Regions from separate parts of the Mus musculus genome. Here region 1 is linked to region 2. The links are chromatin loops, found by intact Hi-C in ENCODE. Cell type or tissue: heart. All regions are shown on one strand. Each heading gives the region's core, and the rest is flanking DNA. Links, peaks and the distances in the headings are about the cores only. Region 1 holds the start of Raver1 (ribonucleoprotein, PTB-binding 1). Region 2 holds the start of Icam4 (intercellular adhesion molecule 4, Landsteiner-Wiener blood group).

What was found. A loop is a pair of places that touch in the nucleus more often than their neighbours do. Peaks named below come from ENCODE experiments on the same cell type or tissue, not always from the same donor. Only the 100,000 strongest peaks of a DNase experiment are listed, where the experiment ranks them.
Region 1: it touches region 2 in a loop (2.2-fold over the local background); 8 of 42 quality-filtered maps call a loop at or near these places.

Annotation. Positions count from the first base shown.
Region 1 is chr9:21,086,346-21,098,109 of GRCm38, forward strand. Raver1 (ribonucleoprotein, PTB-binding 1) reads right to left here and starts at 5,654. Exons shown (of 13, transcript NM_027911.4): 1 at 5,414-5,654; 2 at 3,905-3,971; 3 at 1-369. The coding sequence starts at 5,632. It overlaps Gm38431 (predicted gene, 38431), which reads right to left and starts at 5,663. Exons shown (of 17, transcript NR_038081.2): 1 at 5,414-5,663; 2 at 3,905-3,971; 3 at 1-369. In heart, for the core only: no CTCF peak of the experiment used is centred there; DNase peaks (open chromatin) are centred at 4,396, 5,716 and 7,331; H3K4me3 peaks cover 2,940 bases; H3K27ac peaks cover 1,958 bases.
Region 2 is chr9:21,024,311-21,036,074 of GRCm38, forward strand. Icam1 (intercellular adhesion molecule 1) reads left to right here. Exons shown (of 7, transcript NM_010493.3): 3 at 1,234-1,548; 4 at 2,002-2,289; 5 at 2,768-3,025; 6 at 3,122-3,370; 7 at 3,461-4,504. The coding sequence ends at 3,636. Icam4 (intercellular adhesion molecule 4, Landsteiner-Wiener blood group) reads left to right here and starts at 5,122. Exons shown (of 3, transcript NM_023892.3): 1 at 5,122-5,513; 2 at 5,627-5,932; 3 at 6,072-6,286. The coding sequence starts at 5,144. The coding sequence ends at 6,184. It overlaps Icam5 (intercellular adhesion molecule 5, telencephalin), which reads left to right and starts at 7,728. Exons shown (of 11, transcript NM_008319.2): 1 at 7,728-7,901; 2 at 8,777-9,046; 3 at 9,185-9,505; 4 at 10,237-10,524; 5 at 10,734-10,988; 6 at 11,084-11,332. The coding sequence starts at 7,820. Mir1900 (microRNA 1900) reads right to left here and starts at 8,018; the gene lies at 7,941-8,018. In heart, for the core only: CTCF peaks have their summits at 5,349 (motif pointing left), 6,623 (motif pointing right) and 6,840; DNase peaks (open chromatin) are centred at 5,291, 6,611, 7,181, 9,081 and 4 weaker places; H3K4me3 peaks cover 4,822 bases; H3K27ac peaks cover 4,720 bases; H3K27me3 peaks cover 6,382 bases.

The sequences.
Region 1 (11,764 bases), core at 1,547-9,546, 61 kb after region 2:
GCAACAATGCAGGGGTCAGCTGCCCAGCATCTGTCCAGTGCACATACAGTGTGCGTGGGCCCAGTGGCTTGCCCAGCAAGTCAGACTTGGCCCTGGCTGCTGAGTCTTTCTTCATGTACTCTGCAAAGCCATATCCTTTAGAGTGGCCAGTGCGCTCACTGTACACTAGGAAGCAGCGCTCCAGGCTGCCAAAGGGCCGCACCAGCTCTTCAAATTGTGCCTGTGTCAGACTAGGTGGTAGGTTGGCCACGCACAGCAGAGCATCGGTAGGCTGCAACTGAACTGACAGCTCCCGCTCTCGAAGGCGGCTCTGGTGGAAGGTGTTGATGGCAGCTTCAGCCTGCTCCCCATTCAGCAGAGTCACAAAAGCTGTAGGGTAGGAGAGAAGCTAGGGTCAGAGTGACCTGTCTTTCTACCCTGGGCCCTCTAAACCAGGTGTGAATAGAACATCTACTACTGGAAAGCAGAATCCAGTCAGCTGGAGCCTTGGATTTCCACCAGTCCCTCCATAACACATATGTGCCTGGTACCTGTGCAGACCAGAAGATGGTTTTAGAGTCCCTGGAACTGGAGTTATAGGTGGTTGTAAACCATGATGTGGGTGCTGGGCATCGAACCTGGGTTCTCTGGAAGATCAGCCGGTGCTCTCGGTCACTGAACCAACTTGAGCTCCAACCCCAAACTCTTTTATTTTTAAAAAGATTTACTTGTGTATTTCATGTATATGGGTACTTTATCTGCATGTATATCTGCATACCAGAAGACAGCCACAGACAGGCATGAGCTGCCATGTGGGTGCCTGGGAACTGAACTCAGAACTGTTGGATAGGAGTGAGTGCTCATAACCATTTCTGCAGCCCCTAAGCCCCAAACTCTTAATGGTTCTGGCTTCTTAAAGGTCAAATGGGAGTCGGTTAGCCCTCACACCCACCATCTTTGGTGGAGAATCAACAGAACCAGATCAGTACCCAAGAGCCAGGCTGTGGCTGTGATCCCAACATCTGCAACATGGGCCAGGAGAACAGAGTTCAAAGTCAGCCTGGGCTATAAAAACCCAAGGGCTGGGATGAGAACAGCTCAGTTGGTAGAGTGTTTGCCTAGCATGCATGAGGCCTTGGGTTCTATCTTGTGGAATGGCAGCACACACCTGTCACTTCAGCACAAGACTAAACCAGGGTTATCAGAAAATCAAGGTCATCTTTGGGTACATTGTGACTTACACTGTCTCAAAAAACACAAATGAGACCTGAGGCTGGAGTTAAAAGTGTTCATCTTTAGCACCACAAAATTAAAAAACAAAACAAAGATAAGGACTAAGGATGTACTTAGGCAGTAGAGCACTTTCCTAGCATTCAAGAAGTCCTAAATGAAATCTCTAGTAAACCACACACGCACATGTGCGCTCACACACACTCACACTCACTCACTCACACACTCACACACACACACACACACACAAGAATACAACAAATACTCACTCAGTAGTTGGTCTCCAGAGCCGTGTTCTGCCCCTCTGGTCTCCTCACTCACAATCCTTTTCACAGCCACAGGAGCCTTGTTCAGAGACCCTCCTGAGGCAGCCCAGCTCGGGTGCTCCCAGCTCCCCTAACAACACTCAGTACTGCTTTCTGGTGCCTGCCGGGCTCCTCCTGCCTGAGCTCTGCCCACTTACTTACCTGACTGCCCTACCAAACCTAAGCTAGTTCCTCTCTTAGATCCTGGCTCTGTACCCCTGTGCCCCTACTGCTTTTGATCCCATAACCTCATTTTGCCTTCTTCCTGCCTTTCTGAAGGCCTCATGTACCTCAGCCTGTCCTCAAGTGTATTATGTAGCCAAGAGTAGTCTGATCTGATGCTCTGCCTCCAACGTTAGAGCACAACTTTCAAAACAGCTTTACCCACTGGGCCATCTCACTTGCTCCCAGGATGGTATTTGCTTACTTGCTTTCTGCTTCCTTTTTGTTTGTTTGTTTGTTTCCTGGCTGACCTGAGCTAGATTTATAGGCCAGACTGGCCTCAAATTCAGAGATCAAGCTATCTCTGCAGTCCAAGTGCGAGGATTAAAGCTGTGTGCCACACCCTACCATGTTATTTTCTAAAAGGGACTTAAATATCCTTGGCTTTTGGTATGCTCCAAGCCCTGTGGTGGGATGACTGCACCAGGTCTGCTTTGTTGATACCTAGACTCTTTTTCTTGCATGTGTATGAGTATGGTAAACAGGCATACATGCATGTTTACAGTGAGTGTACGCACAGGTATAGGTAGAAGTTGTCTCTTATTTAATGCTTGCTAATTTGGCTAATCTACCTACCCAGCTTGTTCAGGAGACTGGCTCCACCTCCCACACACTTCTATTACAAGTGGGTCATCATGCCAGCCCACCCAGCATTCCTGTAGCTGCTGGGGTTCCAACTGCAGTCCTCATGCTTATCTGACAAATGCTGAGCCATCTCCCCAGCCTTCAGCAGCTGTGCTCTAAGTAGTCTGTGTCAGGCACACTCAGTCTGCATCCACTGCTGTTACTCCTATACAATCCCATAGAGTAAACACAGACCAAGATTCCAACCTGTGACCACGCCTCCAATGGCCAGGATCTTAACCACTGCCTGGCCTGTCAGGTAGGTGTTAGAAGGGGCACATTCCTCTCCACATTAAGTTGTCAGAAGGTGCTCCATGGTCTAAACACCTGGCACAATGCAGGAAAGCATAGACATTCACTGATGGCCTTCACAGGGGAAGTCAACGCTGCCAAGTCTTACCCCAAGGGCATAGGGCTGAGCACTCCATACAGCCTATGGCAGAGTAGGGTGCCCAGTGGGCCTGGGTTAGGAAGAGACAAGTAAGAGCACTGGGGAGCTGAGCACACTGACACACGGATCACAAGCCTTGCACTTTGCAAGCGGAGGCAGGGGGGTGTCTTGATGTTTAAGGCCAACCCACTTATACAATAAATTTAACTCTAATCTGGGTTATATGAGACTCTGCTTTAAGTAAAACCTAAAGTCCAAAACCAAAAATGGGGCTGGAGAGATAGCTCAGCACTTAAAGAGTACTTGCTGCTTTTGCAAGGATGGGGTTTGGTTCCCAGCACCAACACGGCAGCTTATAACCCTCTTTAACTCTGGTTCCATGAAATCTGGTGCCCTCTGCCAGCCTCAGTGGGCACCAAACACGCAAATGGTGCTCAGGCAAAACACCCATACACATCAAATAAAGAAAACTACAACATAAGAAAAGGCAAAGGAGTGGTACAAGCTAAAGGAATGCTACAAGCTTTAGGATACTGGGCACACCATGAACCCCAGAACAATCTGGGCTACAGCCTAAATCCATGCCTCAAAGAAAGGAAAGAAGAAGGCTGGAAAATGGAGTCTGCTGCCATACCTAAGCCCGAGTTCCAGCCCCAGACTCTCATGAGTATATGCATGCTCTCCTATGCACCCGTCATCACAGCCCTCCTCATAGTCTAAGATAGAACTGCCCAGAATATACAGCAAGACAGAACCACGAGAGATCCTGCCTCAGCAAGGGGAAACTGACTTTAGAACATTGTCCTCTAACTTCCACACTAGCTGCCTATGCTAACACACACACACACACACACACACACACACACACACACACACAATAGATAAAGGAACTGACAAGGGTGGGTGGTGCCTGCCTTTAATCACAGTACTCAAGAAGCAAAAGCAGGTAAGTGGATCTCTAGGAGTTCAAGGCCAACCTCAGCTTCATGTGAGTCCCCGCCTCAAAAAAATTAAGACACGGACAGACAGAACAAGGATCTGCTTCCTCTGACACAACACAGGACCCACAATTCAGAACAGATGCTGAGCCAGGTCCTGTTACCACTGGGGACTGTCATGTCATAATTGCCCTGTCCATCCATGACCCACAAACCTGTCCCTTTGTATTTGTCCACGAAACAGTACTTGAGTTCGTAGTCGCTCAGGAGGTCATGTACTTCCTGCAGAGACACAAGCAGAAGCCGGGGAGTCACTGGGCAAGGCCGCCTACAGGTGGACCCTCCATTCAAGCAGATAAATGAATAGCTGTTTGTCCATACAGCTATCTTCTACAATCTATCTTGTGCAGGGCAAGACTGCAGATTACATGCTAGGAACACCAACAACTCAAACTGCACACCTTCAAGGAGGCTGCCCAACTTGTCTGATTCCCCTGTGCAAGGTTGAAACCGGTCCACAGCTAATTATGAAGCCATTTTCTCCAAGAGGAAAACAGCTGAGGCTGTAAGAAGTGAAACACACAAACTATCATGACAACAGGGGGCATGCTACCCAGGGGTACCTGGCCAGGGCTGTCATGACAACAGGGGGCATGCTACCTGACCAGGGACCCCACTCACTTATCTGACCCTACACTGTGTGGGTGCAGGGGCCACCCAAACTCCCTCATGTTGACAGGGCTGCTGTTTTGAATGCTGGCTTCCAGGGCAAGTTGCCTGGCTTCCTTGCACCAAATGACCTGTGTATGAGCCCAAGGAGATAGGGCTGGCAGTTCCAGATATGCAGGACACCATGCACACAAGTGTCTATTCCTTGTCTGGTCCTTTATTGTGTTCCCCAACACCTCTGCAGCTTCACTAGCCATGTGCCTATAGAGCAGGGGGTACTAGGGTGAGCCAGTGAGCAGACAATTTAGCAGCAATCAGAAAGGGCCTATCCCACCACCACCGGGCAGGGCAACAGAGATACCACTTTCTTGGGTCCAAAGAGCATTGCACACCCTGCTCTACATGGGTTCCCAATAGAAGGGCAGTCCCGGCAGACAAGATTAGCCACAGGGAAGTGCCACAGAATACAACCCCCGCCCCCCACCGCGGCATGTTCATGTCGAAAGGAGACTTCATTTTCCCAAATCAATTCTAGTAGGCATTGAGGGATGCAGCTCCAACTTCCGGGTCTACCTCTAAAAGGTGTCGATTATGCTTGATAAGAAAAGCCATGCTCTTAATTCTGAAACTTCCAGATTTGAGCTCCTGTCACCCGAAGGCAGAGGAGGGAAACAACCCTCTGAATATGCATGGGTCAGTTGGAATCTATTTCAATCAATCTATTCACAGTCTCCCGTACATATTTCAGCAGGGCCACAGCTGCCTGCCCCTTCCAACTACCTGCAACCTTCAACCACTTGGCCTCTCCCAAGTCCGATGGTCGCCCCTAGCAACGTCGACCAGCACTTTAAAGTGTTTTCTTTTTTTTCTTTTTCCTAACCATGCCCTTTCCACTTCGTTCTTAATGTTTCACGACCCTGGGAGAGGATATGACACTGGGGAGAGCCCCCACTCACAGCAGCGTTGGTACCGCCCGGTTTCCACCCCCCCGCCCGCGTGCGCGCGCACGCGCACCGTGGTGTTTCCCGCCACGCTCTCACCCCCACCCCCCATACCTGGTTGGTCACGTCCCCCGGGAGGCCTCGGATCAGTATCTTGCGGCGGTTACGGAACTGGCGCTCAGTGTGTTCCAGGCGTTTCCGGATCTCTTCCGGATCGAGCGGCGGCAACTCTTGTTCGGGCGCCCGGCGATCGACGGTCTCGGGAGTTTCCGCTTCGGCCTCCGCCTCTGGGCTCAGCGGCGGCCGGTGAGTAACGGACACGTCGGCCGCCATCTTGGGAAACCCGGCGCCTTCTGGGACCAGCGAGCTCAGGGCGGAGCGACATAGAGCGGCAAGGAGGTCGCGTGTAGTGATTGGTTGGTGGAAGCCCCGCCTCTCTCCCGGCCCCTTTCAGCGTATTGGCTAGAACCAGCCCCGCGAGCGTTGCCCCCTTCCCCTGACTCTGGGCCATTGAATAAAAGGGCGGAGCTGCAACATGGAGCCGCCTTACAAGGCAGGATTGAGAATAGGCAGGCGTGAATCCCTAACACCGCCTTAAGAGTTGGTCAGGTGCACACACCTGTAATCTAAGCCCTTTAGAGGGGAAGGCAGATCTTATGATGTCATCCACAGTTACAACGGAAATCAAATTCATGAGGATCCTGTCTCAAAAGAGAAAATGAAACGACAGACAAAAATTAGGTGTACTGATGTACGCATGCAATTCCAGCACTTTAGAAATGGAAGCTGCCAGGCAGTGATGGCGCACGCCTTAAATCCCAGCACTTGGGAGGCAGAAGTAGGTGGATTTCTGAGTTCGAGGCCAGCCTGGTCTACAGAGTGAGTTCCAGGACAGCCAGGGCTACACAGAGACATCCTGTCTCGAAAAACCAAAATGGAAGCTGCAGGACTTGAAGTTCAAAGTCATTCCCTACTATACAACTCAAGTTTGAGATAAACCTGATTCAAAAAAGAAAAACAAACAACCAAATAACAACGACAAATGCTGGCATTATTTTCAGCACTCTGAAGGCCTAAGCAGCCTGGTCTACATAGTAAGTCAGGGTTTCAAAAAACAAAGAAAAAAAGGACTAACTGCTAAGCATGGCAACCCCTGAGTTTCATTTCCAGCAGACTTGGTAGGGGTAGTAGAGATAGACAGCACAGGAAGCAAAAAGTTAAACAGGAGCTGGGGAAGGAACTGGCAAAAGACACAAGGAAGAAAAGATCAGCAGTTTATAATGACAGACATGGATCTCTCTAGCACCAGAAAACTACTTTCAGGAGTCTATGGGCAAGTGCTAATGTGTGTGTGTGTTTGTCTTTCATGACAGGGTTTCTCTGTGGCTGTCCTGGAATAACTTACTCTGTAGACTAGGCTGGCCTTGAACTCACAGAGATCCACCTGCCTCTGCCTCCAGAGAGCTGGGATTAAAGGTGTGCACTATCATGCTGAAAGTTTTATTTTAAAGATTTATTTTTATATTTTTTAATGTGAGTACATTTAATGTGTGTCACTCTCTTCAGACACACCAGAAGACGGCATCGGATCTCATTACAGATGGTTGGGAGCCACCATGTGGTTGCTGGGAATTGAACTCAGGACCTCTGGAAGAGCAGTCAGTGCTCTTAACCACTGAGCCATCTCTCCAGCCCTTGAAGGTTTTATTGATCTGGAACTTGATACGGCCCAATCCTCCTCTCAGTCTGGACCTTGGTCTTCCCCTGTCTCAGGACAACTTACCCTGGGCTGTATCTTTGGACGACAGTGTGCTGAGAGACACAGAGGTACTTCTGTTTCTCAAGTGGTAGCAGCCACTCGGGTTCTGCATCCTGAGGGTGTACACTGACGCCACTGCAGTGGTCACCATCCCTAGGGGCATGAACACCCCCATAGTGATGTTGGCCATCCTGGCCTTGATCGGCACAGAGAGACCCAAGTGCATATGTGTGTCCTGGGTTCCTGCTGAACTTGCCCCTGTAGACCGTACAGGTTCCTCCGTTACCTTGAATGTCAGTCACTGTGAGCAAGGTGTTCTTGGGCCAGTTTCCTGGCAGTGATAGGTGCCGTCGTGGTTTAGGTTGACAAGTAATGAGGTACCCCATGCCTGGTGCCCTCATGCCGGAGCTTTGGAGCTCATGGCCTTGGGCCTGGCACTGCAAGGTGTGCTGTAAAACCCTCAAGGTGCACGTGGCCAGGCCCTGCCCCCCTGGCTACTCTAAACGTGGGTTCTAACCGCTGGTGTCTAAATGGCCAGGTGCTTGCCCCAGACAACCAAGCCCTGCCCCAGACAACCAAGCCCTGACCTACAACAGAGATTTAAAAAAACAAAAAACACCAAGATCAGGCCATAGAATCCCACCAATTCCCGAGATTGTCCAAAGATCAGGCCATAGAATCCCACCAAACCGCAGACATCCTGGAAAGCCTCTTTATATAAAGCCTGTCTCCTACTCAGCTCTTAGCTGCTGTCTCCTGAGCAAAGGCAGCCACTCTCTTGTAGTTTTCCCATAAATCTCTTGTATGAGGTTTGTTGTGTGGTATGACTTTGTGGTATTCCTTGACTTCTGACTGCCAAGATGCCTTTCTATCTGAGCTGTAACACTTAGAGTAGGAATCCTACCTTTGTAACACAGAGTGCTGGGGACATTTGGCATGATCAGTCTTGGAGCAATCTATAAAACCACCACATGATCAGACACTCCAGATATCCATAGAAGGATATTAAGGCCAGGGAAGAGTCAAGATTTCCCAAGCAAGGACAGAGGGAGGAGATCTTAAAAGGTCTGAATGACCAACTCAACAGGGCATGCAGGTGGACAGTGGTGCTCTTGTGAGGAGTCAGCCACCCACCTCCAGGGTGGCACTGCAAAAGACATGCCCATTGTCCCTCTTGGTGTTCTGGAGATGAAGCTGAGCCAGCTTCCAAGAGGAGGGGCAGAATAACTTTCCAGCATGACCAGTGTGCAAGTCCCATGGACCATGGACAGCTCTGTGATGTTGGTCCTGCTCAGGCTTAGAATAGGCCCTGGGAAACCTAAAGGAGAAGACATACTTCAGGAACTACTGACTCCATGACCTTCCCATGGCTCAAGCCACACCTCCATTATGGCCTGGCCCTGTCTCTACCCTCATAGGCCCCACCTGTATGGCTTCTGGAGCCCTGTGTCTTTCTTACTGTCAAGTGCTCCCAGGCCTCCATACTTCTGCATTTGAGGCACAGGTTACAGACCATCTCTCCATCTGTTTGACATTTCCCTCACTCTGTCTGGTTGTGGCAGTGGCTTTGGCCTGAGCATGTCCCCATGGCTTTAGACTATAGTGTTGAGCATCTTGTCCACAGCATCATTTGGAGCTGCTTCGGAAGCCAGGAACAGACCATCCAGAAAGCAGTCTTATAAGCCTCCATGTCCCTACCTCCAAGATAGTGGGGGGCTTGGAAGATGTGGAGGACTCACTGGCAAAACTAAGGATAACAATTCACAGAAACAGAGGAGCCCTAATCAGGGTCCTCCTAACCAGGGTCCTTCTCACAAGTCCACCCCAGTGCCACTTCCATACTCATTCTGCCCTTGCTTCTAGAGCTGCCCTGTCCAGGATGTGCTTATACTTCCCAAAGCCTGTGAGGTCTTGGATGTCCACTTTCACGGCTCAGCTAAAACCCACCATCTACAAGCAAGCCCCTGCCTTTACCAACATCTCCAGGATTTCTGGGGGCTGGCAGGGGAATGGAGTGGGGCAGCTCAGTACCCTCAAGGAGCCCCGTAGAAAAGGACAAACACAAAGTCTAGAGACCCCAGCAAACAGGGAGGAAATGGGTGTGCCTGCTGCAAACTGTAAATTGGCCTCTTTCTTTCTTTCTTTCTTTCTTTCTTTCTTTCTTTCTTTCTTTCTTTCTTCCCTTCCTTTCTTCCTTCCTTCCTTCCTTCCTTTCTCCCTCTCTTTCTTTCTTTTGTTTGTTTTCTTTCTTTTTAAAGATTTATTTATATGAGTACACTGTAGCTGTCTTCAAGACACACCAGAAGAGGGCGTCAGATCTCATTATGGGTGGTTGTGAGTGAGCCACCATGTGGTTGCTGGGAATTGAACTTGGGACCTCTGGAAGAGCAGTCAGTGCTCTTACCCGCTGAGCCATCTCTCCAGCCCCCTGTTTTGTTTTCAAGACAGGTTTTCTCTGTGCAGCCCTGGCTGTCAGGAATCTGCCTGCTTCTACCTCCTAAGTGCTGGGATTAAAGGCTTGCACCACCACTGCCCGGCTAATTGCTTTTCTTTCTTTTTAAACATGCTGTCACAGGCACACCCCCAGCCATGACCTACCTGGCCTCTCACAGGTAGTCTAGGCAGGGGCTGAGCCCTGCTCCCAGCTCTTCTCTCCCAGGGGCAGTGTTAGGCAGGGACTCCTGCTGCTCAGCTGTGTCCTCTGCTCCTTTCCAGTTACTCCAGGAAACATTCAGAGGACAAAGGAGAAATTTCCTTTTGTTCCTGCGCCCTGCACCAGGCACTAAGATAAAAGATACTCAGTTTTCAAGGACATCACAGTGGAGGGAAGATGGCCATTTATAGGATTAACATCCATTACTATAAGAAACAAAAAAGAGGCTGGAAGTGGCGCACGCCTTTATTCCCTGTACTCAGCAGGCAGAAGCCGGTGGATCTCTATGAGTTCAATGCCAGCCTGATCTATAGAGTAAGTTCTACAGAGCCAGGGCTACACAGAGAAACCCATCTCCCATCTCAAAAAAACAGAGAGGGCGGGGGCCAAACATTCATCACTAATTTGCTGTGCACCCCTCCATATACTGTTTAGGTGTCAAACAACTTCAAGCAGCTAATGAACCCTCATTACTTTTCCTGCTATAGATGGGAAAACAGATCAGCGAAGTGAGGTGATTTGAACCGACAGAGCCTGAGTTAGAGTGTGTGTCTCTAGCACATCAGAGGCTGAGGCAGGAGGATCACCTGTTCTAGGCTAGTCTGGATTACAGAGCAAGACCTTGCCTCAAACAGCCGAAAAGAGAGACCCAGACTATGGCTCCAGTGGTAGCGTGCTTGCTTGGGACTCATGAAGAGCTGGGTTTCATCCCAGTAACTATTAAACCAGGCCCTCTGGCCATCTCACTATTTCACACACAAATCAATGTAATTTAAAATGGGAGGGAGGAGTGTCGGGGATGGAGGAAGACATTAATCCAAGGGCATCCTTGCCACTGTACACTGAAGTCATTGGCACCTAAGACCTTGTCTCAAAAATGGGGTTGGGAGTGCAGAATCGACAGAGGGACAACTCACAGACATAAATGTCCTAACAGGAACACTCATGAATACACATACATAAACACACATGCACTGGAACATACGGACATTTATAGAGACTCCTACATAGTCATTTACATGGCCACACAAAGAGATGCACATAGACATGAGACATGCACACATGGAAGGCATGCAGTTACACTTTGTACCATATTATATACAAACGCATCGCAGACTGGTCACTGTGTGCAGAGCAATGTGCCTTGCTGTTTGCTGTTCTTTTCTCTCTCTCTTTGTTTTTTTCTTCTAATTTCTTGGGATACGGTCTTGCTGTGCTACTTGGTTTTGAATAGCTGGGCTCAAATAATCCTCCTGCCTTAGCTTCCCCAACAGAAGCATCTACAGGCAATGCCACCACATCTAACTTTCTATTCTTGCCTTTTTGTTGTGAGCCTAATGTTTAATGGCTGAGCCATTTCTCCAGACCCTATTCTCTTGCCTGTTTATATGATTATTATTGGGGGAGGGGGAGGGTTGAGACAGTTTCTCTGTGTAGTTCTGACTGTCCTGGAACTTACTCTGTAGACCAGGCTGGCCTTGAACTCAGAGATCTGCCTGCCTCTGCTTCCTAAGTGTTGAGATTAAGGCATGTACCACCATGCCTGGCTTTATTATTTTATCTTTGAGACAAGGTCTCATTGCGTATCTCTGACTTGCCTTGAACCCACTATAATCATGAGGCTGGCCTTGAACTTACAGAAATCTATCTACTTGCATCTGCCTCCTGAGTGCTAAGATTAAGGGGACGCAGCACTGCACACAGCTTTCATGTTTATAACTCCATTTACTTAATCACCATGGATGTGTGGGTGGGAGTGCAGTGTGTGTGAGCATCAGAGAGAGGTGTGAGGTCCTCTCCACCATGCGAATTCATCCTGAGGACCAAGCTTCAGTTGTCAGGCTTGGCTGCAAGCACCTTTACCTGCTGAGTCATCTCGGTGGCCCACAGATTGCGGAGGCCTCTGCAAACACCAGGGCTGGCAGAGCAATGAACTGCGATCTGAGTGAGGCACGCAGAAATCCAGTTCAACATGACTCAGTAGCTGGTCTTGGTTCAAACTCGAGAGTCTGACAGCAGGCCGTTTATTTTAGGCATTTTAAAGTACAGTACA
Region 2 (11,764 bases), core at 2,311-10,310:
ACTACTGTACCACACCCTCGGTCCTTCACTGGGGGATTCTATGAGGGGTTTTACCACGGAGGTACAACCTTAATTCTTTTTAATTTGGGAACAGGGTCTCCAGTAACTACTATCTCACAAAATCAAGAATTGGTCCTGGACCTGCACACCCCACTCTTTGTTACCGTGAAGATTTCATGGATTAGTCTTGGAGTTTTGACACAAGTGCAGCTTAGTTTTGCATACCTCAATTCACTTAGTCTCGGCTAGCCTCAGCCTTGCCAGTCTCCTTCTTTGGCTGGAATTACAGACTGTACCACCACTCTCAGCTTTTATTGTTTTGTCTTCTTTATTATTTATTTATTTGTTTGTTTGGTTGGTTGGTTTGGTTTTTCGAGACAGGGTTTCTCTGTATATCCCTGGCTGTCCAGGAACTCACTTTGTAGACCAGGCTGGCCTTGAACTCAGAAGTCCGCCTGCCTCTGCCTCCCGAGTGCTGGGATTAAAGGCGTGAGCCACCACACCCGGCTCCTTTGTTGTTTTTATTGTGTGTGTCTGGCGTGCGAGTGCACACCTGCGTGCCGGGTGAGCATATGGAGGCTGGACAGCTCTGTGGAGCTATTCTCTTTGTCCAAGTTTACATGAGGGATTGTCTGTTTTCCCAAACAGGGTTTCTCTGTGTAGCCCTGGCTGTCCTGGAACTCACTCTGTAGACCAGGCTGGCCTCGAACTCACAGAGATCCACCTGCCTCTGCCTCTCAAGTGCTGGGATTAAAGGCCTCTGCCACTGCTGCCCAGCCTGGGATCCAGGGATTGAATTTGGGTACTTAGGTTATGTGGTAAGCACATTTACCCACTGAGCCATCTCACTGGCCCATTTAATTTAATTTAATCTTATTTGTGGGACTGGGTATGCAACCCAGGGCTTCCTGTCTAGTAGGCAAGTCCTCTAAAACTGGGCCACCACCCCCTCAACCTTCCGCACACCCAGATACATATATATTCCTACTTATTTGCAGTCTCCTGATGATAGATTTTGGAGTGTATTTCAACCTCTCAGCTACCGCTGCTGGGAATGGTTGACGATCCTTGTGCAAACACTCCTGACCTCCTCCCTAGCTTTCCCCGAAGCTCTCTGCATTCCTGGCTGCTTACGTGGTGGGGCATGTTTGGGGGAGACTGAAGTCTTCAGGCAGGTGTAGGTCTGTCTACGGCAGTCCAGCTTACAGGATCCCCAACCCCGTTTCCTTGCAGCGTTTCCGGAGAGTGTGGAGCTGAGACCTCTGCCAGCCTGGCAGCAAGTAGGCAAGGACCTCACCCTGCGCTGCCACGTGGATGGTGGAGCACCGCGGACCCAGCTCTCAGCAGTGCTGCTCCGTGGGGAGGAGATACTGAGCCGCCAGCCAGTGGGTGGGCACCCCAAGGACCCCAAGGAGATCACATTCACGGTGCTGGCTAGCAGAGGGGACCACGGAGCCAATTTCTCATGCCGCACAGAACTGGATCTCAGGCCGCAAGGGCTGGCATTGTTCTCTAATGTCTCCGAGGCCAGGAGCCTCCGGACTTTCGGTGAGGTCCTTCACAGCGGGCAAGTGGGTTCTTGGGAGGAAGAAGACCCCAGCAATGGGGGAAAGGTGCTGAGAAGATAGTAATCCAGATAGTGGGAGTTTTGGGGATGGTGAGCTGGCTCTGTGGGTAAAGGAAGGGACTTGCATCCAAGCTTGATGACCTGAGTTCAATTCCCAGCTTCCAAAGGAGAAACTGACTCCTGAAAGTTGTCTTTTGACCTCCACAAGTGAGTCACATACATATATACACAGCAAATAAATGAATAAAAAGAAAGAAAAAGGGTGGTGTGTGGGGTGGACCCCAGAGGTCCAACTCATACTGAGTGGCAGCCTCCAGGATCACAAACAACACTTCTTTTGTTCTGCGGCCCTGGAGGTGGCTGGGCAGTTGCTGTTAAAAAAAACAACCCAGACCCCGGAACTCCACTTGCTCATGCCTGTCTTCTCCCCCAAGATCTTCCAGCTACCATCCCAAAGCTCGACACCCCTGACCTCCTGGAGGTGGGCACCCAGCAGAAGTTGTTTTGCTCCCTGGAAGGCCTGTTTCCTGCCTCTGAAGCTCGGATATACCTGGAGCTGGGAGGCCAGATGCCGACCCAGGAGAGCACAAACAGCAGTGACTCTGTGTCAGCCACTGCCTTGGTAGAGGTGACTGAGGAGTTCGACAGAACCCTGCCGCTGCGCTGCGTTTTGGAGCTAGCGGACCAGATCCTGGAGACGCAGAGGACCTTAACAGTCTACAGTAAGAAGGGGCGGGGCTTAGTCCAGAGATAGCGATGTTGAGACCTGACTGACCCCAATGGAGGGGTACTAAAGGGGTAGGACTGACAAGGGTGGGCCCTTCGGGGGCGTAGCCTAACTTGGTAGCTCATTCAGGAGTAAGGACTGGCACCAGGGGCACGACTAGCGCCTGTGGTGGCACTTTCAAGAGAGAGAACTGAAGGGAGGCTTAGCACTGCTTTAATCCCAGCACAAGGGTGGCAGAGGTAGTAGGTAGAGTCCTTATGAGTTCCAGGCCAGCCAGGGCTACACAATGAGACCCTGTCTCAAAAAGTGTGGGGCTAGGCCTTTCAGAAGGCCTAGTTTCAGCTAGGCCCAGTTCCTGGATGGCCAGTGCTGGAGATTGGGGCTGACACTAAAGGTCCATCTTGTACTTGAGGCTGAGTGGTCATAGGCGGGGGTTTGCACTGGGCGGGGCTCACGGTGTGTCCCGCTCCCAGACTTTTCAGCTCCGGTCCTGACCCTGAGCCAGCTGGAGGTCTCGGAAGGGAGCCAAGTAACTGTGAAGTGTGAAGCCCACAGTGGGTCGAAGGTGGTTCTTCTGAGCGGCGTCGAGCCTAGGCCACCCACCCCGCAGGTCCAATTCACACTGAATGCCAGCTCGGAGGATCACAAACGAAGCTTCTTTTGCTCTGCCGCTCTGGAGGTGGCGGGAAAGTTCCTGTTTAAAAACCAGACCCTGGAACTGCACGTGCTGTGTGAGTTGGCTGCAGTGCTGAGTGATAGTCATTTCCTACTGCCCCATGTGCCTTCGGAGCTTTCCCTGATCTCTGTCTCTGACACTATTTCTCCAGATGGTCCTCGGCTGGACGAGACGGACTGCTTGGGGAACTGGACCTGGCAAGAGGGGTCTCAGCAGACTCTGAAATGCCAGGCCTGGGGGAACCCATCTCCTAAGATGACCTGCAGACGGAAGGCAGATGGTGCCCTGCTGCCCATCGGGGTGGTGAAGTCTGTCAAACAGGAGATGAATGGTACATACGTGTGCCATGCCTTTAGCTCCCATGGGAATGTCACCAGGAATGTGTACCTGACAGTACTGTGTGAGTATCCCAGGATATAAGGCTGGATGAGGGGTGGGCTAGGTGCCAGGGCCTCAAGTCTCACCATTCCCTTCTGTCTCTACCACACAGACCACTCTCAAAATAACTGGACTATAATCATTCTGGTGCCAGTACTGCTGGTCATTGTGGGCCTCGTGATGGCAGCCTCTTATGTTTATAACCGCCAGAGAAAGATCAGGATATACAAGTTACAGAAGGCTCAGGAGGAGGCCATAAAACTCAAGGGACAAGCCCCACCTCCCTGAGCCTGCTGGATGAGACTCCTGCCTGGACCCCCTGCAGGGCAACAGCTGCTGCTGCTTTTGAACAGAATGGTAGACAGCATTTACCCTCAGCCACTTCCTCTGGCTGTCACAGAACAGGATGGTGGCCTGGGGGATGCACACTTGTAGCCTCAGAGCTAAGAGGACTCGGTGGATGGAGCAAGACTGTGAACACGTGTGACCCGGACCCACCTACAGCCCGGTGGACCTTCAGCCAAGAAACGCTGACTTCATTCTCTATTGCCCCTGCTGAGGGGCTCCTGCCTAAGGAAGACATGATATCCAGTAGACACAAGCAAGAAGACCACACTTCCCCCCGACACAGGAAAGCTGAGACATTGTCCCCAACTCTTCTTGATGTATTTATTAATTTAGAGTTTTACCAGCTATTTATTGAGTACCCTGTATATAGTAGATCAGTGAGGAGGTGAATGTATAAGTTATGGCCTGGACCCTGCTGCAGATGCTGTGAGAGTCTGGGGAAAGATCACATGGGTCGAGGGTTTCTCTACTGGTCAGGATGCTTTTCTCATAAGGGTCGACTTTTTTCACCAGTCACATAAACACTATGTGGACTGGCAGTGGTTCTCTGCTCCTCCACATCCTGGAGCGTCCCAGCACCTCCCCACCTACTTTTGTTCCCAATGTCAGCCACCATGCCTTAGCAGCTGAACAATCGAGCCTCATGCTCATGAAATCATGGTCCCAGGCGGCTCCACCTCAAAGAGAAAGCCTGGAAGGAAATGTTCCAACTCCTTAGAAGGGTCGTGCAAGCTGCTGTGGGAGGGTAAGCACCCCTCCCAGCACAGAAACCTTTCCTTTGAATCAATAAAGTTTTATGTCGGCCTGAGTGTCTTGTGAGTTTGTGTACAGTCATCACATCAGTTAGGCAAAGCCCTAAGGACTGCCGACTCCCATAATGCCTCAGGGTTGTCTGGTAACCTAACCCTAACTCTGAGTCTGTGGATCAGGTTGGTCCCCACCCCCACCCCCTTTCTTTTTTGAGACAGGTTCTCTTTGTGGCCATGGATGTCCTGAAATCTGCTATGTGGAATGGGCTGGCCTTGACTTCACAAAGATGGGCCAACCTGTCTCCTGAATGCTAGGACTAAATGACAAAGCCACTGCCATGTCTAGTAAAATCTACGTTAGATAGACAGGGTTTCCCAGTGTAGATCAGGATGGCCTTGAACTTACAGAGATCTGCCTCCCTGGGAGTGCTGGGATCAAAGGCATGTGCCATCACCAAGCGTTATTTTATTTTTTAATTTTTAAAGACTTCTTGGGGCTTACGTAAAAACTAAAGAGCAGGTCCAGAACTGTGCAATGGCTTTTGGTTGATTGTAGGGTCTGATGGGAGGGGAGGCAGGTATCTTCATCAGGGCCGGCCGAGGCCCATTCTGGGGCGTGGCCAGGGTGCCTTCTTATCTCCTGCGGCCAGCCTAAACTCCCTGGCGTTCCGCCCGCACTTCAGCGCGGGCTTTGTGCCATGGAGTCTGCCCTTCTGCTCCCGTCGCTTTTGCTGGTGGCTGCCTATCCGAGGGGTGGGAGCCCCCAGCAAGAGTGGATGCAAAGTCCTCCCGCGCCTTCCGTGACCTCAGCACCTTTCTGGGTGCGTCTTAATCCAGAGCTAGAGGCCGTGCCTCCCGGGGGCTCAGCGTGGCTTAACTGCAGCCACAACTGCCCCCTGCCGGTGCATTCCAGCCTGCGCACCCAACTGCGGCAGGGAAAGATAGTTAATGGATCCGGCTGGGTATCTTACCAGCTACTGGATGTGAGGGCCTGGAATTCCAAGGTGCGCTGCGTCGTCACTTGCGCAGGAGAAACCCGAGAGGCCACCGCCAGGATCACTGCTTACAGTGAGGGAGACCGGGGCTCAGGCCGGGCTGGGGTGAGGGGAGAGGGGTGGAGGAAGCGGATAGATGGTAATTGCTTTAAGGGGTGCCTGTGGGCCTTATCTCTCTTGCCTTAGAACGGCCCAGAAGCGTGATCTTGGAGCCTCCGGTCCTAGTGGGCCACAAGTACACTCTGCGATGCTATGTGACACACGTGTTCCCAGTGGGATTCTTGGTGGTGAGCCTGAGAAGAGGTGGCCGAGTGATTTATCATGAAAGCCTGGAGCGCTTCACCGGTTCAGATTTGGCTAATGTCACTTTGACCTACGTGATGCGGGCCGGACTCAACGACCTCTGGCAGCCACTCACCTGCCATGCGCGCCTCAATCTCGACGGGCTAGTGGTGCGCAGCAGCTCGGCACCTGTTATGTTGACAGTCCTCGGTGAGGCATCCTGTAATCCCAGGGAATGGGTGCGGGAGAGGGGATGTTGCCACTCCAAGGGGGCCTGCAGAACAGGCGTGGGCTCCACGCTTGGCGGTCCTCAGACCTCCTAGTTCCTGATTTTCACTCCTGCCCACAGCTTTAAGCCCAGCCTCTATAGCCTTGGCCTCTACCTCCATCGCAACCCTGGTGGGGATCCTCCTGGCTGTGGGGGCTGTCTACGTGCGCAAGTACCTGGCTGTGCAGACTTAGTTATAGATCTGTTTTCGATGCCTGACAAGAGGGAGGGGAAAAGAACTTCAGAGTAATTAATTCAGAGACTCTTATTGAAACAATAAAGTCTTCCTCCTCAGTCTCTGCCTTACGGTTCTTGGAGAAAGTGGTTTCTTTTTTAAGGTACCTTACTTTTTCCAAATTCCTTACGTAGGGGCTGAAGATTAGTAGATTAGAGGTAGTACTGGAGGAAACAACACCTTGAAATTTCTCCTTCAAGGCCAGCATGGGGTCCTAGAACCCGAGTTCCTCTGCGTAGAGTTTTGTTAGCTTTATTTGTGCGGGGCAGAAAGACTAAACTGACCTCCCCTCCAGGGCTGACTCTTGGTATGGCTTTTTCTGATTGGCTCCGCTGATACAGGCCGGAGCTCTGATTGGAGGCTAAGTTTCCCTTCTCCTCCCTCCTTTTCCACTACGGAGCCTGTGCGTTACTAGAGAAGGCCAGCGGGTGGAGCTAGACCTGATTCCCCAAGGTTATCATTAATTGGGGGGGGGGGGGGAGGTAGAAACACTCGAGTAGGCGGGGCCTTCTTCAAGTAGTAGAGGAAGCGGCTAACTAGATAGGAAATCTAGCATAGCAACAAGTTAAGAGATGATTGTTCAGGCCACGTGAGCTGTCACAGACTTGCTTCCTGGCGTTGTGCTTGTTGTCTCCGAGTCTGGTATGTATGTAGAGAGGGATGTCAAAGCTGGGGTCAAAGTGTCCCCAGTTGATCTTTTGGTCCAGCGTGAATTGCAGAATCTCGCACTAGTTACCCAGTAGAGGCGGCCACACTCCTGGCGAGGAGGGCGCAGAAGCTCTGCTGAGAGACTAGACACACAACAGCGTTGTAGACACATTCCCGCTGCACTCTGGGTAAATAAAGATCGGGTGCCGGAGTCGACTCTAATTTAGAAGCCTGCGAACGCTGCGCACACGCACACGTGTCCGAGTCTTGCTGGCACTTGATCCCCCTCTTCCTTCGCCGCGTGCGCGGAGGAGGTCTTAGGGGCGTGGCTCCCATACTTAGCCTGCTGGAGGTCAAAACGAAACCTCAGTTAAGGAAGGCATCCTCACATTCTCCTCTTAGAACCACATTTCCTGCATACTATTGACTCCCCAAGCTAATACAAGCAACCTCTCCATCCACCCTTGCTCAAACAGGCGCTGGTGGGAGGGACCGAGGATGGGCGTGGCTTGGAGACCCAGCGCGTTGTCTCAGACTCTATACCTATGGTGGTGGGTGTTTGGGCAGGGCCTCTCAGCATCCCTTCCCTCCTTCGCCAGGGATGACGCGGGAGAGCGTGGTCGCCCCCAGAAGGCTTTAGATCATTAGGCCGACCTCCATGTAGATCTTTCCCCCACGGGGGACCGCTCTTGCCTGGCTAGCTCGCCTGCATTAAGGCCTGGAGAAGCCCAGTGCGCGCTCGCCTCCTGTCAGCTCGCCCCCCATCACCGCCTCTGTCACCGCCCCCTCCTTAGAAACCAAGTTACCAACGTTTAAACCAATCCCTGGGCGCAATTCTGCCACCCCCACACTCCACCCGCTGCGCTGCGCGGTCCTCCCAGCCCCGCTCTCCATCACTCGCGCTCCCCTCGCCTTCTGTGCTCTCCCCTCCCCGGCAGCGGCGGCAATGCCGGGGCCTTCGCCAGGGCTGCGCCGAGCGCTCCTCGGCCTCTGGGCTGCCCTGGGCCTGGGGATCCTAGGCATCTCAGGTAAGAAGAGCCCGCCGGCGGAGCCAGGTGGATAAGGCGGGGGCGGAATTGAAGGACCAGAGAGGGCGGCCCGGGTGTCCCCTCCAGGCTCCGCCCTCTTCTAGCTTCCCACGCTTCTGCCACCACCTGGAGCTCCGGGCTTCTCCCTGTCCTTCCTCCACCCCAACACACCTCGATCTTTCAGATCGGAACCCAGCACCTTTTCTGAATTCGGGGTTTTGCACCCAACCTGGCTCAGGAGACACTGTGGCTCTCCTGTTCTCTCCTGCTCTGTCGTGTCCTATGGTTCACAGACTAGCATCATCCCTATTTATGATCCTCAAAGACCCTATCTCCTCAACTGTCATAACTCAGAGGCCCTGTTTCCCCTCCACCTGGAGCCCTGGCAACCGGCTTTCTAGGGCTTTCCTCACGGTTCCTTCCCGGAATCTAACCTTGTGGCTTTCTGTCCAAGTTACTCAAGTTTGGGGACAATCTCCTTTAAGCCTTTGACTCAGTCTCTCATTTCTACTTTGCTTTCGCCCCCAGCCTCGGTGTCTCTCCCCCCCATTTCCTGACGACCTGTCAGGGTCTTAAGAGTGACTTGGTTCCCCATCCCCCCAAATTGGAATCTCCTCCTCCTCACTATTGATGTGTTCATCTGAGACCCCATCCCTGCACCGAGCTTCCCCATCTCTGCCATAGGCAGCAAGGCTTCCAGAGACGCCCCTCTAAGAGTGCGTCAGTCCCGAATCTTGAGTGGGATGCGGGACTCCCGTGCTATTTCTTGGCGGTGGTCTTTCCTCGTCCTTACAGACACCCCTGGTTTGGGAGATGGGGGCCACTAAGATTTCAGAGATGGGGTCCCTAGGCTGAGCCCGCGTTTTCCTGGGCAGCGGTCGCGCTAGAACCTTTCTGGGCGGACCTTCAGCCCCGCGTGGCGCTCGTGGAGCGCGGGGGCTCGCTGTGGCTCAACTGCAGCACTAACTGTCCGCGGCCGGAGCGCGGTGGCCTGGAGACCTCGCTACGCCGAAACGGGACCCAGAGGGGTCTGCGCTGGCTGGCTCGGCAGCTGGTGGACATCCGAGAGCCTGAGACCCAGCCGGTCTGCTTCTTCCGCTGCGCGCGCCGCACACTCCAAGCGCGTGGACTCATCCGAACTTTCCGTGAGTACAGTGTGGACACGCCCCTTGGGTCCCTGGACCTCCCCCTAAAGCTCCGCCCACCCGTTCTCTGGTCCTCCTTCCTAGGCTTGTCCTGAGAGCACTACAGCTCGCTAAAGCCCAGGTTTTGGTCCCTTGCAGAGCGACCGGATCGGGTAGAGCTGGTGCCGCTCCCTTCTTGGCAGCCAGTGGGCGAGAACTTCACCTTGAGCTGCAGGGTCCCGGGAGCAGGACCCCGAGCGAGCCTCACATTGACCCTGCTGCGGGGCGGCCAGGAGCTGATTCGCCGCAGTTTCGTAGGCGAGCCACCCCGAGCGCGGGGTGCGATGCTCACCGCCAGGGTCCTGGCACGCAGGGAGGACCACAGGGTCAATTTCTCATGCCTCGCCGAGCTTGACCTGCGGCCACACGGCTTGGGACTGTTTGCAAATAGCTCGGCCCCCAGACAGCTCCGTACCTTTGGTGAGTATGGACCCTAACTGACAGGTTTTAAGTTTAGGGCAGCGGGGCGTAGTGTAGTGGTGTAGGCCCTAAGTCTCAGCCCAAGCAGAACTAAGGCGGAACTCTTGTTCATTTAAAGTCCAGTCTGGTCTACATAGCCAGGGCTGCATAGTTAGATCCCCAAAGGCTTAGCAGCTTCAACACAAGTACTAACTTAAGTGCTTTCTTTTTTTTTTTTTTTTTTTTTAAAGATTTATTTATTTATTTATTTATTATATGTAAGTACACTGTAGCTGTCTTCAGACACACCAGAAGAGGGCGTCAGATCTCATTACAGATGGTTGTGAGCCACCATGTGGTTGCTGGGATTTGAACTTCGGACCTTCGGAAGAGCAGTCGGGTGCTCTTACCCACTGAGCCATCTCTCCAGCCCAAGTGCTTTCTTCTGTGGTCTTTTTCTTTATGCATTTATTTATTGAGAGAAAAAGAGAGTGTGTGTATATGCGTTTATGCACATGCCACAGTGCATGTGTGGAAGTTAAAGGATAAGTAGGAGTTTAGTTCTCTCTTTCCATCATGTAGGTCCTGGGGATCGAGTCAAGTCAGGCTTAACAACAAGCACCTAAACTTGTGGTGCCATCTCGCCCGCCCTTCTGTATTTTTAGGATGAAACCAAACAATGCATGCAAATTGGCTTGTCAACACTGAATGCTTAGTTCATAAACTCAAATCCTGTTCTTTGTCCGCCCCAGCCATGCCTCCACATTCCCCGAGTCTTATTGCTCCCCGAGTCTTAGAAGTGGACTCAGAAAGGCCGGTGACTTGCACGTTGGATGGACTGTTTCCTGCCCCAGAAGCCGGGGTTTACCTCTCTCTGGGAGATCAGAGGCTCAATCCTAATGTGACCCTCGATGGGGACAGCCTTGTGGCCACTGCCACAGCTACAGCAAGCGCAGAACAGGAAGGCACCAAACAGCTGATGTGCGTCGTGACCCTCGGGGGCGAAAGCAGGGAGACCCAGGAAAACCTGACTGTTTACAGTAAGGGGAATCCAGGGGGCCTTCATTGGCTGGGGCTGGAACCAGAGTCTCACAGAGGCGGAGCCAATAAAGTGGGCGGGGCGTCTACACCAGAAAAAGCAGGGCAGGAGAGTTCCAGGGCAGGAGCAGGTAGAAGCTGGAAATGAATAAATAGAAGGGGTTGAGTTACCTGAGTGGGGAGTGAACCCCACCCAATTCTCCGCCCTCAGGCTTCCCGACTCCTCTTCTGACTTTGAGTGAGCCAGAAGCCCCCGAGGGAAAAATGGTGACCATAAGCTGCTGGGCAGGGGCTCGAGCCCTTGTCACCCTGGAGGGAATTCCAGCTGCGGTCCCGGGGCAGCCCGCTGAGCTCCAGTTAAATGTTACAAAGAACGATGACAAGCGGGGCTTCTTCTGCGACGCCGCCCTCGATGTGGACGGGGAAACTCTAAGAAAAAACCAGAGCTCTGAGCTTCGTGTCCTGTGTGAGTGGATGCTCACCCTATCTCTGTGACCTCCAAAGCCCCTATTACCTGCTCCATCTTTAACCTTATCTATCTCCTCTGCCTCGTGCCCGCAGATGCACCTCGCCTGGATGACTTGGATTGTCCCAGAAGCTGGACGTGGCCAGAGGGTCCAGAGCAGACCCTCCACTGCGAGGCCCGCGGAAACCCTGAGCCCTCGGTGCACTGTGCAAGGCCTGAGGGCGGGGCGGTGCTAGCGCTGGGCCTATTGGGTCCAGTGACCCGTGCCCTCGCAGGCACTTACCGATGCACAGCAGTCAATGGGCAAGGCCAGGCGGTCAAAGATGTGACCCTGACCGTGGAATGTGAGTCGGGAGAGGCATGCATGCCCAAGTTCACCGAGTTAGGGGAGACGGGCCTATACGGACAGGAAAGAAGCTGGATTCTGCAGGGATTGGGAAAACACTGAAGGGAAGTGTAGGTGGGACTGTGGGACTGGGTACAGTCTGGCAAAAACAGGCAGTCAAGAGAGTGTACCGGGGAGTGCTTTGTGGGGATCAGTCAGCAGCATCCTGAGACCTCAGGAAAGGGGCCTGATCACCTGAAGTGATGGCCAGAACCCATGTGAAGGTGGGAGGAGAGAACGCCTACCTTTTCATGCTTTCCCACACACATATCGTACAGAGTAAATAGAAAAGTAAAATGGTACATGCCAGAGTGAGAAGCTGTCTCCCGAAGGCATAGAACAGTGGTAATGCACGCCTTTAATCCCAGCACCCTGTAGGCAAAGGCAGGCA